Linked DNA regions of Homo sapiens: region 1 is linked to region 2. A link is an interaction called in ENCODE POLR2A ChIA-PET data of the cell type or tissue named here. Cell type or tissue: A673. All regions are shown on one strand. Links, peaks and the distances in the headings refer to the core of each region. The heading gives the core; the rest is flanking DNA. Region 1 has its middle 74 kb from the start of LMO2. Region 2 has its middle 34 kb from the start of CAPRIN1.

Evidence for each region. ChIA-PET counts read pairs that join two places held together with the same protein. Peaks named below come from ENCODE experiments on the same cell type or tissue, not always from the same donor. Only the 100,000 strongest peaks of a DNase experiment are listed, where the experiment ranks them.
Region 1: POLR2A ChIA-PET joins it to region 2 with 10 read pairs; 3 of 35 experiments call an interaction of 5 or more read pairs at or near these places.

The regions. Positions count from the first base shown.
Region 1 is chr11:33,962,740-33,969,793 of GRCh38, forward strand. No RefSeq gene overlaps it. Among named protein-coding and RNA genes, the nearest start is that of LMO2, 74 kb to the left of the region's middle. RefSeq lists a silencer at 6,883-7,054. In A673, for the core only: no CTCF peak of the experiment used is centred there; no DNase peak of the experiment used is centred there.
Region 2 is chr11:34,014,666-34,021,719 of GRCh38, forward strand. No RefSeq gene overlaps it. Among named protein-coding and RNA genes, the nearest start is that of CAPRIN1, 34 kb to the right of the region's middle. In A673, for the core only: no CTCF peak of the experiment used is centred there; a DNase peak (open chromatin) is centred at 3,242; H3K27ac peaks cover 56 bases.

The DNA.
Region 1 (7,054 bases), core at 1,932-5,931, 51 kb before region 2:
GGGCTGAGGTGGGAGGATTACCTGAGCTCAGGAGGTTGAGGCTGCAATAACCTGTGATCACATCACTGCACTCCAGCCTAGTGGACCAAAGTGAGACCCTGTCTGAAAAAAAAAAAAAAAGAAAACGATCTTCTTAAATTCAAAAGTAATATTCACTCATGAAGAAAAATTAATACAGATAAGCAAAAAAAGAAAAAGAAAATTAAAATCACCTACAATTTCTCTATTAAGAAATAACATGGCTTAATATGTTTATATACATCCTTCCTGACATTGTCCCATGGCATAAAACTATCATCATAATTATTATGATTTACAAAAATTTAGCTATTTTATGCCTAATGTTTTGTCTACCTACCATTCTTGAAGTTCAGGGTCATTATCTTTGTTTGACAACATAGACTTAATATGAGGAGTCTGAAAATATTTTATTGCTTTGGTATCTTGTTGATATCATAAAATCAGAGACAGAATAATATTTATTAGAAACATCCAAGCACAGGGCTCAGAAACAAATCGCTGGTGCCTGAGCAGCGTTCTGTGTTTTCAAAGTGGCCATGTAAAACACGAAGCCCAGTGGAACTATATATCACCACTACATAAACAATAATAACAATTTTTGATTTATATCTTCATATTTTCTGCCTTGTTCTTGCAGAAAAGTTGGTAAAAGCTGATTAGACTGTTACACCTACTTTTTTAGCAGATGGAAGATAGGAGAAAATATTACCACAATGAAAGCGGGGGAAAGCCCAAAGGAAAATGTGTTTTTTAAAAATCGAGGACTTGTCAGCATGATGCACAGCTCTGAAGATTAGAGCAAAGCAAAACAAATGTGTGAGTTATTTCTTGGATCAAAAGTTTCAATCATCTTTTGAGGTTACTTCTCAGGTATTGGGATATCTATAAATGCTAAACAAGATGGCAAACTAAAAAAAAAAAATTTAATCCAGAATGAGGGGCTTTCAGGTAAAATGGTCTTTAGCCATGTTTCTGGCTGTGGTCTTCATCAAAAGAATTTCTATCAGCAGGGGGAGTACAGTTTAACATTAAGATGAAGGGGTTTTTCTTTTTTATGATTATAATCCTGCTGAATTGATATGAGGCAGAAATGTGTGCAGAGATATTACACCAAACAAAGGGCCCTGTTTCTCTGTTTAAACAGAGGCACCCAGAGGAAATTATTCTGCAGGATTTTTGAGAATACATAGTATTCTTAGGTCGGTGCAAAAGTAATTGCAGTTTTTGCCATTGAAAGTAATGGCCAATAATATTACGTGATAATGGCCAGTAGTATTATGTGATTACTTCTAATAAAATTTCCTCACAAAAAGTGCTTGGTTAATTAAATTTTGTATGCTGTAGGGTTCTAACAATTTCAGAATCCATTGATTCAGAATTTATGACATTTTAAGCATAGCACACCTGAGTCTTATTGGGTTTTTAAAAGGGCTGCTGATCAACCCCCTAGTGTTTATTGACATTTACTTGTCCAGAACTCAAACAACCACTCTCTGGGTTAGAAGACAACTTCTGTTCTCAGAGAGCCTACATCTTCATTGACGAGAAAAGTCTTACTCATATGAAAACACAAGACCAAGAGAACACTATGTTGAGCTGCCATTGCAAAGGTTTCAGAAAAGAAAAATAAAATTGTTATGGGCTGGAGAACTGAATCCTGACACCGATTTTTACATGCTAAAAGCAATAAGAAGAGGAAAGAAAAGAAAACCAAAAAGAGCAAAAATGGATGTTCTACTCCATGGTTTCACATTTTATGAAAAACAGAAATGGAAGAAAATCCAGGCAAAAGGTGATGTCAAATGGGGGTAACAGAATCGGCAAAAAGTGGAAAGGATGCTGGGAACAGAAGAAACATTTACGACGCTCTTTAAAAAAATATTTACGGAGCACCTATTATGTGCCAGACACTATAGTAGGTGTTACAGATTAAGGTCAATAAGATAGACATGGCCTGGTCCTCATGGGGCTTAAGTGAGTGGAAGGGGCAATAACCAAGTAAACAAATAAATAGGCCTAAAACTATAAAATATTTAGAAGAAAACGTAGAAATAAATCTTTGTGGCGTTGGTTCAGGTGATGGTTTCTTAGATACAACACCAAAGCACAGGCAACAAAAGAAGAAAAAGATATATTGGAGTTCTCAAAAAATTAAAAATGTTTGTGCTTCAGAGCACACTACAAAGAAAGTAAAAACCCATAAGAATGGGAGATAATATTTGCAAATCATATGTCTGATAAGGGACTTGTATCCAGAATATATGAAGAACTCCTACACTCAATAATAAAAAGGCAACCCAACTTTTTAAATGGGCAAAGGACATGAAGAGACATTTCTCCGAAGAAAATATAAAAATGACCAATAAGCACATGAAAAGATGCTCAACATCACTAATCATTAAAGAAATGCAAATCAAAACCACAATGATACCCCTTCATATCCACTAGGATGACAAGTGTTGGCAAGGATGTGGAGAAATTGGTGGGTTGCTGGCAGGTTGTAAAATGATGCAGCCACTTTAGAGAACAATTTGACAGCCCATAAAAAATGTTAAACATGGAGTTATTACATGATCCAGCAATTCCACTTCTAAGTATGCACCTGAAACAACTGAAAACCTAAGTCCATATAAAATATTGTATACAAATGTTCATAGCAGCATCATTCATAAGAGCCAAAAAGCAGAAAAAACTCAAAGATCCATCAGCTGATAAATGATAAACAAAATGCATTACATGCATGCAATGTAATATCATTTGGCTGTGAAAATGAATAGAATCCTGATACATGCTACAACATAGATGAACCTTAAAAATATTATGCTAATTGAAAGAAGCCAGTTTTGTATGATTGCATTTACATGAAATATCCAGAATAGGCAAATCCATAGAGAAAGAAAATAGATTAGTTGTTGCCAGAACTAAGAGAAAATAGATTAGCTGTTGCTCTCCTTCTGGGGAGAAGGAGGAATAAGGAGTGACTACTAATGAGTATGGGGTTCCTTTTTGGGGCGATTAAAATGTTATAAAAATTAGCAGTAATGGTTGCACAACTCTGTGAATATACTCAAGAATGCTTTAAATGGGTGCATTTTATAGTATGTGAATTATATCTCAATAAAGTTGTTACAAAAAACAACCAACCAGGCAGGGCGCGATGGCTCACATCTATAATTCCAGCACTTTGGAGGCCAAGACAGGTGGATCACCTGAGGTCAGGGGTTCGAGACCAGCTTGGCCAACATGGTAAAACCCTGTCTTACTAAAAATACAAAATTATTCAGGCGTGGTGGTGCATGCCTGTAATCCCAGCTACTCTGGAGGCTGAGGCAAGAGAATTGCCTGAACCTGGGAGGCAGAGGTTGCAGTGAGCCAAGATCGTGCCATTGCACTCCAGCCTGAGCGATGAGTAAAATTCCATCTCAAAAAAAAAGCAAACAAACAACAAACAAACAAAAACAATGAACTGAAACAACAAAATAGATCACCTTACTGCCCTATGGAGGAAAGGGAAAAAGGCTCATAGAAGGAGGAAAGTGGAAGCAGAGTGGCACAGAAGAAGCTGGTGCATTAAGGATTTTCTGGGGTGGAAAATTTAAAAAATAAAAAAGATAAATAATTAAATGTAAAAAAAAAAAGAAGCTACTGCAGCCATCAAAGCAACAAGTGACAGTGATTCACGTGGGGGTAGCGGTAAAGGAAGGGGGAATCATGGGGTTTCAGCTTGGGTACATGGGTGCAGGGTGGTGCAGTGTCCCATCCTCCATCAGCAAGAAATTCAGGTCTGGGTCCAAATGGAAAAACCCACACTGAATCATAATCCTAATGCTATGAGGTAGGTATGACTATCCCCATTTATAATTTTCTAAAACAGCTTTATTGAGGCCAGGCACGGTGGCTCATGCCTGTGATCCCAGCACTTCAGGAAGTCAAGGCGGGTGGATCACCTGAGGTCAGGAGTTTGAGACCAGCCTGTCCAACATGGCAAATCCCCGTCTCCCCATTGCTACTAAAAATACAAAAATTACCCGGGCATGGTGGCGGGCACCTGCAATCCCAGCAACTTGGGAGGCTGGGGTAGGAGAATGAATTGAACCCAGGAGGCAGAGGTTTCAGTGAGCCAAGATCGGCCACTGCATTCCATCCTGGGTAACAGAGACTCCATCTCAATCAATCAATCAATCAATCAATCAATCAATAAAACAGTTTTATTGAGATGTAATTGACATGCAATAACTGCACATATTTAAGGTGTACAATTCAAATAAAAAAATAAAGTGTACAACTTGATAAGTTTTTTAATTTTATTTTTTTAGAAATGGAGTCTCGCTATGTTGTCCAGGCTGGAGTACAATGACTACTCATAGGCACAAATATAGAGCACTACGGCCTTTAACTTCTGGGCTCAAGCAATTCTCCCACCTCAGCCTCTCGATTAGCTAGGACTACAGGTGCACACAACCACACCCAGCTTCCCTATTTACAATTGAATAAATGTGGTTCAAATAAGTGAAAATACACACCATAATAAACCTTACTGCTGTGGTTAATGACAGCCTAACTCATACCCAAGCTCTTTACTGTATACTATATAAGGAGACATTTTAAAGAGAAAAAAAAAAAGGAGGAAGAGAGAAAGAAATTGTAGGTACAATACTTCTAGTCAAGAAGGGGGGGTCAGGCATTCACATGTAACATTTTTGTCCCTTTGGTTTTGGCCTAGTATCTTGCACATACTGTCGTTAAGAGCCAGAGAACTCCCAAAATATTATCCTCAGCTTCCAGCCAATAGCCAGAGGTTGTTAATTCTTCCCAAATGTGTTTACAACTCTCTCCATTCACGATGCTGTGGCTTTCTTATTTCAGTGTCCCCTCATCTCTTGCAGGAGGTATTGCAACACCCTCCTAACTCTTCTCCCTGCATCCAGCCCTACCTACCACACCATCCCTTCCCCAGCACATTTGCGGTGGAGTGTGCACACACGCGCATGCACACGCACCCACACACACATACACACACCCATCCTTCTTGATCCCTTCTCCAGATGGGGTGCTCTTTCTAAAATGCAAACCTGTTCCATTCACCACCTTCCTTAAAACCCTTCAGAGATACCTACTGTGGCTCAGGATCAAGCTTAAAGTCCTTAACACAACCTCCACGGCCACTCACGAGCTTGAGCCTGCACACCTCTCCAGCATTTTCTTCATTCTCCCTCTCCATGCACACACCCTATGCCCTATGTGCCAGCCACACTAAACTACTTCCATTCCCCTGAATGTGCCATGCTCCACCGACCTCAGGTCTTTGCACATGCTGTTCCATTCCTGCCAACTGCTTGCATAGCTAACTCCTACATATCCTTTAGTCTTCCCTGACCCTCCAATTCAGGACCAGGTACCCTTCCCTGACCCTCCAATTCAGGACCAGGTACCAACCTCAGGGCACTCTGTACAGCCCCCATGAGCAGAGAGGGGTTAAGGGGTGACCAGCTGATCAACCACCTGGGGCAGAAATCTACAAGGGGGAATAAAAATCACAGGAGATGTAATAAGATTAGAAAAATTTTATCTCCTAGAATCCTGTCAGGATAGTACACTATGTGGTTAGAAATAATATGCTGATAAGTCCCTCAGGGTTGGGGGTAATGTGCCCCAAGGGGCATGCCTTCCAAGGGTGTCACCTCTGTTTTACTGTGGAGTGGTTGTTTGGTCCAGTGGGGAATGCGAATTTGGGGCCAGAGTGGAATTGCTCAGAACTTTGGGTGTCAGGCCTCCTTTCTTCGCCCTTCCCTCCTGACAGGGTCCCAACATATAATATATATGTCTAGTGTATATGCTAGAAAGCTCTAGAGGAAGGGAAAGTACCACCAAAAAACTCTGGTGGGTGAGCAGCAGTCCTGCCTCCGCAAGTGCTCAGCCTCTTCCGTTTTAAAAACTGAATAAATGGCCAAGTGTGGTGGCTCATGCCTGTAATCTCAACACTTTGGAAGGCCAAGGTGGAAGGACTGCTTGAGCCCAGGAGTTCAAGATCAGCCTGGGCAACATAGCGAGACCCCATCTCTACAAAAATTGTAAAAACTAGCCAGGTGTGGTGGCGCATGCCTGTGGTCCCAGTTACTTGGGAGGCTGAAGTGGGAGGATCGCTTGAGTCTAGGAGGTTGAGTCTGCCGTAAGCCATGATGGCACCACTGCACTCCAGCCTAGATGACAGAGCGAGACTCTGTTACAAAAAAACCCAAAACTGAATAAAGATTTACAGCACATTGATTCGATAAAATTTCTATTTATTAACCTGTCCAGGTGCTCACATATTTCAGTCTGGATGCACCCATCAAAGCATCCATCACATAATAGTAACTTACCTGTGGCCCTGCTGGAAAGTCTGTACCATGATAATCATTAACATTTGAGTGGTTAATGCCAAGTGTTAATTCACTTAGTTATCAAAATAATTCCTTCGGGTGAATGCTATTTTCACTCCCGTTTTATAGTTGAGGAAACTGAGGCATAACAAAGTAAAGTAATTGGCAGGGCTGGATTTCAAACCCAGACAGTCTAGCTCTACCTGGTGCTCCAACCAGAATGATACACTCCCCCTTAGGATGGGACTGAGTCCTTTTACCTGAAACAGCCTCTGCAGCCAAGCACAGACCTAACACACAGAAAAATTTAATAAATGTTAGTTGAATGAATCTTCAATTAGTAGAAGACTGTTTATTCATTTCTTCAGTAAATATTTATCAAGTGCCTTCTATGTGGCCAGCACTATTCTGGGCACTGGCACAAAGTGGTGACAAGACCGCTGCAAGCCTGAGTGGCCTCTTGTTCAGCCTGACACACGATGCAGAAACTCCTTCTCCCACATTCCCACCTGATGGCCATCCCACCTCTGGTTCAGGAGATGGAAAGGCGATTGCTGTTAGATTCTTGTTTGTTTAAGAGACTGGCCTTCCTTGGCCTTCCACTTGAAGAAGCACAAACTTGCACTACAACCTCATGCCTATAACAGCCTTTTACATCTTGCAAGATAGTT
Region 2 (7,054 bases), core at 1,455-5,454:
ACCTAATATTTGAATGATCATTTGGTGTCAGGCACCATGCAAGCTTTATTTGCATTGTCTCATGTAATCATCCTCCATGAGTTAGGTATAGGTGAGAAAGGTGAAGTTTAAAAAGACAGTTAAGGCTGGGCATGGTGGCTCACACCTGTAATCCCAGCACTTTGGGAGGCTGAGGCGGGTGGATCACCTGAGGTCAGGAGTTCAAAACCAGCCTGGGAAATACGGCAAAATCCCATCTCTACAAGTCAGAGAAAAATTAGCCGGGTGTGGTGGCTCGTGCCTGAAGTCCCAGATACTTGGTGGGCTGAGGCAGGAGGATCACTTGAGCCTGGGAGTTTGAGGCTGCAGTGAGCCATGTTCGTGCCACTGCACTCCAGCCTGGACAACAAAGTGAGGCCATGTCTCAAAAAAAAAAAAAAAGACAGTAGTTAACTCACCAAGATCTCCCTAGGCTGGCTAACTAAAGACACATGGTTATTGATATAGTCGCCCTAGGTAAGGAACTGAGATAAGACCTTGAGGCTAGGAATAGCATCTTGCCTTGTTGGTCCAGGGACAGAAACTTGAGACTATTCTGGTTTTAAGCTGATCAGAGTAAGTCAGACTCTGGAGGTCCTAATAATTGCAAGAGCAGAGAGCAGAATTGATTCTCTGAGTTGCCGTAACTTTCTTTCTTTCTTTCTTTCTTTTTTTTTTTGAGACAGAGTCTCACTCCGTCGCCCAAGCTGGAGAGCAGTAGCACGATCTCAGCTCACTGCAACCTCTGCCTCCCTGGTTCAAATGATTCTCCTGCCTCAGCCTCCTGAGTAGCTGGGATTACAGGTGCTCGTCACCATGCCCGGCTAATTTTTGTATTTTTAGTAGAGACGGGGTTTCATCATGTTGGTCAGACTGGTCTCAAACTCCTAACCTCGTGATCTGCCCGCCTCGGCCTCCCAAAGTGCTGGGATTACAGGCGTGAGCCACTGTGCCTGGCCTGAGTTGCCATAACTTTCATAACATGGTCAGAAAGGAAATGCTGAGTTGTGTCATAGCCAATTATCATAAATAATAATGGCTTTGAAAATTTTCCATCTCTTGCATCATATGCAGACACATTTATTCGACAAACATTTACTGATTTCCTACTTGTGTTGGGCACTATTCTAGGAGCTTGGAGTATAAAAATAAACAGGACACAGTCCTTGTCTTCAAGGAGCTTTTAGTCTATTGGAAAAAATAAAATACTGTGTGCTAACTGCTAAAATAGAGATCTGTGAAAAACTCTGCCAAAGAAGCTTCGCAAAGATAATACTGGAGTTGGATCTTGAAGGTAAGTGGGGATTCTTTAAGAACATTACAGGGGCCGGGCACGGTGGCTCACGCCTGTAATCCTAGCACTTGGGAGGCTGACGCGGGCAGATCACCTGAGGTTGGGAGTTCGAGACCAGCCATGACCAACATGGTGAAACCCCATCTCTACTAAAAATACAAAATTAGCCAGGAGTGGTGGCACATGCCTGTAATCCTAGCTACTTGGGAGGCTGAGGCAGGAGAATCACTTGAACCCGGGCAGCGGAGGTTGCGGTGAGCCAAGGTGGCGCCATTGCACTCTAGCCTGGGCAACAAGAACAAAACTCCATCTCAAAAAAAAAAAAAAAAAGAAGAACATTACAGGAAGGACAGATTCTGGGCAGAAGAACTGGGGTCTATGAGAATGGGCAAGAACACAGTCTGTTCTGTAGAATAGCACCACAGTCTCTGAAGCTAAAATATAGGGTATATCAAGAAGGACTTTGTGGGAGGGGGAGCAAAATGGAGGAGGTAAAACTCCAGGACAATTCAGATGTCAAAAGGAAATTAAAATGCATGGCATTTGTTTATCTTTTTTGAGTTGACTGAGAAATAAGAGAGTAGGGTATAAGTTGTGATTTTTACCAAGGTATATCAGTCTGGGTGTAATCAGGAGAGGGAAACCAAATAGGAATTACGGCAGAGAAAGCCTAATAGAAATATGGCCAGGTGCGGTGACTAACACCTATAATTCCAGCACTTTGGGAGGCCAAGGCGGGCGGATCACCTGAGGTCGGGGTTCAAGACCAGCCTGGCCAACGTGGCGAAACCTGTCTCTACTAAAAATACTAAAAAAAAAAAAAATTAGCCAGGTGTGGTGGCACGCATCTATAGTCCCAGCTACTCTGGAGGCTGAGGCAGGAGAATCGCTTGAACCCAGGAGGGCAGAGGTTGCAGTAAGCTGAGATCATGCCACTGCATTCCAGCTGGGGCGACAGAATGAGACTCCCCCTCAAAAAAAAAAAAAAAAAAAGTCGGGTGCAGTGGCTCACACCTGTAATCCCAGCATTTTGGGAGGCCGAGGTGGGCAGATCACCTGAGGTCAGGAGCTCAAGACCAGCCTGGCCAACATGGTGAGACCCTATCTCTACTAAAAATACAAAATTAGCCAGGTGTGGTAGTACATGCCTGTAATCCCAGCTACTCAGGAGGCTGAGGCAGGACAGGAGATTGGAGTAATGACGGATGCATTAGTAAAAAGAGAAATCTAAAGAATATAGGAAATATGCACATATATATATGCAGGTCTAATATATAACAGTACATCTAATAGCCATTCCCCATAGCCCCCAAAGTTGAGATCCAGGTCTTATTGGAGAGGGCTTGGCCATGGCTTATTAGATGGCTTAGAAGTCCATCATGGTGCTATATTAGTAAAGCATGCTGGAAATCTGCTCCCTCGAGTGCATGCCACTATAGAAGCACTGAGGAGGATACCAGGGGAACCTGGCTGCTGAGCTGCCATGCACTTCAAGGGTAGGACACTAGAGAAGCACCTCATGCAATAGGAGCTGGCCACCAGGGAAGTGACGTGTGCTGCCCAAGGGGCCTGGTATTAGAGGAAGCTACACAGTAACTCAAGCATGCTGCAGGAACCAAGAAATAAAATCCTTCTTTCTGGCCAGGCACGGTGGCTCACTCCTGTAATCCCAGCACTTTGGGAGGCCGAGGCGGGTGGATCACGAGGTCAGGAGATCGAGACCATCCTGGCTAACGTGGTGAAACCCCGTCTCTACTAAAAATACAAAAAAAAATTAGCCGGGCCTGGTGGCGGGCGCCTGTAGTCCCAGCTACTAGGGAGGCAGGAGAATGGCGTGACTCCGGGAGGCAGAGCTTCCAGCCTGGGTGACTCCGTCTCAAAAAAAAAAAAAAATCCTTTTTTCCTGCAATGTCTCTCCAGCTCCCTCTATGACAAACTTCAGTGTCAGCTGGCAAAGGACAAATATTTAAAGGCCCAGGCCTATTTTCACAGAACAGGCAAAAAGGTTGAATTTGGAGCTGTGAGGCATTAAATCTGTAACTGGCACACAAGAACTGGTAAAAATATTTTTGACTGGTATTTCCTGGGAAAATTATACCCAAACTAAATTCACATTTTTGAAGTGCTGTATTTGATAAAATCTGTGCAAATTCAGTGCCAGGTGGAGAAAAATAAAATAAAATAAATAATAAAATCATATACTGGGTAAAAATCTGACAAATGGTTCATGATCCTGGAAAATTTGTACCAGGACATCCCATTTACTAATATTACCTTTCTGTTATTGATATTGGTGAAAGTTATATGATCTTATATTTGTCACTAAAAGTGCTATGATGTGCATTATTTTTAAATGGCAGTTAAGAGCAAATGCTTTATACTTTCTTTCTGTATATACAAAGAAAAAAAAAGCAAGAGCTTTGGAGCTGACAAACCTCATTTGAATCTGGGCATGGCCACTTACTAACTGTATGACCTCAGGTAAATTACTTGATTGATTTCCTCATCTGTAAAATTAATATACCTACTTCGTGGGATTGTGATGAAAATTTACTGAGATATGTTTAAATTTCTTAACCCAATGCACATAAATATTATCAAACTGTTGATAATAGCAGCTCAAAGGATGATAGCTACTGTAAAAATATTTAAAGATAACTTACCATGTGCCATGAATAACGATGGCCTTAAAATATTATTTATTCACTCAATACCATATTTTCAATCTTTATTAGTTAAATCATGGAATTTGAGGAAGAAATTGGTTACAAATGTCACAGAGTTGTGACAATTAGATGGCAATTAAAGTGCATTGCTCCTTTCTATGTACTTCTGAAATGCCTTATTTGTGTGCCTATTATAGCCCTTATTATAATATTATAGCACCTATAGCACTTATTTCATTCTGTCTTGTATCACAGTATTATAGCAGATGGTCTTCACTAGACTGATTTCTTCATAAGCAAGATTGTTTAGTCATTTTTCTTTCCCACCAGATTTTTTAAAATTATGTATTTTGCATATAATAGACACTCAGATATTTGCCAAGATTTAATTTTATTTTATCACTAGGTTTTCCATTAGTATTGCAATTCTTGAAACTCTTAGCAAACTCCTTATGAAGCTTTAGAGCTCAAAGGGACCGAAAATTTTAAGAATCTTATTTTACAGAAGAGGATCCTGAGAGCAGAGTGAGTTACCTGCCTAGGCTCATGCAGCTAGTTTAAGGACAGGCCCAGGACTAGAACTTAACATTTCATTTATGTATTAATAATTTGTCACGGCTGGGCGTCATGGCTCACGCCTGTAATCCCAGCATTTTGGGAGGCCAAGGTGGGCGGATCACGAGGTCAGGAGTTCAAGACCAGCCTGGCCAACATGGTGACACCCCGTCTCTACAAAAATACAAAAATTAGCCGGGCGTGGTGGAATGTGCCTGTAATCCAGCTACTCAGGAGGCTGAGGCAGGAGAATCACTTGAACCCAGGAGGCTGAGGTTGCAGTGAGTCGAGATCGTGCCACTGAACTCCAGCCTGGGCGACAGAGTAAGACTCTGTCTCAAAATAATAATAGTAATTTGTCACATATTGAGTAAGGCACAATGCTGAGCTCTAGAGTTAAATTAAGCATATGCCTTTGCTTTCAAAGAGCTGATAATATATTTAGGAGGCAAATAAGGATAATCCAATGAATTCAAAGCAATGGGATGAATGCATTACAGGAAAATATGGGCTGGGTATGAGCTGGTGCTCTCCAGCACAGCTGCATGATGGTCCAGATGCTGAAACATGTCCATACTGTTGATCAAGAGCCACCTTCCCTACCTCCCTTTCCCAGATATCTTCATGATCTAGAGACTGAAGAGCTGAAGCATGAATGCCCAGGGCTCTGTTTTAGTTCTTGGAACCAGGCTGTATTCCAACTGGACATACTTAAAGCAGAACTAATTTTTCAATATCTTTAAATATTTCGAATATCACCTCTGGTGATACGCAGAGAGTTAGATTAGATGAAGTATGTATAGCAAGGATAGAGACCTAATTCAGAACAAAAGTTTAAAACAAAAACCTTCAATAACTGGAAAAAGACTTTCTTTTTCTATTATAAAATCTTATAGAAAATTTGAAAAATACCAATATAGTTATGTAAGATGTTACCATGAGATAAACTGAGTAAAGGGTACATGGGAAACAAACAAACAATAAAGAATACAAGGGATCTCTCTGTACTATTTTTGCAATTTCCTGTGACTCTTTAATAATTTCAAAATAAATAATGTTTTACAGTGTGAAGGAAGCCTATCTATCTACTTGGTGTTGTTAATTACAAAGGTATACACACTATACCACTGCAAATGGAATTCTATTGGTGCTTTATTGAAATAAAACAATTTTAGGCCAGGTGTGGTGGTTCACACCTGTAATCCCAGCACTTTGGGAGGCCGAAATGGGCGGATCACCTGAGGTCAGGAGTTAGAGACCAGCCTGGCCAACATGGTGAAACCCTGTCTCTACTAAAACTACAAAAATTAGCCGGGCATGGTGGCAGGTGCCTGTGATGCCAACTACTCAGGAAGCTGAGGCAGGAGAATCACTTGAACCTGGGAGGCAGATGTTGCAGTGAGCCAAGATCGCACCCATTGCACTCCAGCCTGGGCAACAAGAGCGAGACTTCGTCTCAAAAAAAAAAAAAAGCTAATAATAAAAAAGCATAAGTCTTAAAAGGATGGAAATATTCCATTTCACTAGTTTGGAGTATAACATAGGTCATATCTCGTCATAGTCAGGACTTGGACTTGCAGGAAGTCTTTTTGTCCTGAGGTTCTTAGAATCTCACAGGTGCCCATTCTCGGTGATGTCTGTTGGGCCTGTTGCACGTCATTACCCCTGAAACCCAGCTACCTAGTCAGTCCTAGGAACTAGTGATTCACTGCTGCCATCACCACGTCCCTCAGCAATGACCTGTGGGGGTAACTGGTCAGAAAAACATCTAGCATTCACCCCTTGCTCAACATAGAAGTGTTTGCCCCAAGCAGGAACAGTTATCACCCTTGAATTCTCATAGAGTTAAACACAGACCTCACCATGCAATGAGGCAATCACGATAGTTTACTGTGCTTCCCTATAGTTGCTAAACGGTCTAATCTAAATCACTAAAATTTAAGAAAGCCATTTCTTCACCTTCTTCAAAGGCGTGCAGGCTGGCTAAAGGAAAGCTCAATTTGCGTTACTGAGCAGAATACAAAAATCTCAGTGTGTAGCATGAGCATGCAAACTTAAGGTGAGCTGTACAGCTTTCTTCAAGATTAATGGGTGAATATTACTAGCCTTGTATATAAATGAATAAGATATCCATTGTGGTGAGCATCCCAAAACCAAGGAGTCAGCTTCAAAGGCAATTCCAGAAACTGAAACAAGTGAAGCTCCTTTGGGTGAAAAAATCTTTATACCAAACATGCAGAGATACACCTACACATGTGTGCACACACATTTACATATCTTATTTTTTATTTTTTATTTTTTTGAGATGGAGTTTCATTCTTGTTGCCAAGGCTGGAGTGCAATGGTGCAACCGTGGCTCACTGCAACCTCTGCCTCCTGGGTTCAAGCAATTCTCCTGCCACAGCCTCCTGAGTAGCTGGGATTACAGGTGCCCACCACCATGCCTGGCTAATTTTTTGTATTTTTAGTAGAGATGAGGTTTCACCACGTTGGCCAGGCTGGTCTCAAACCCCTGACCTCA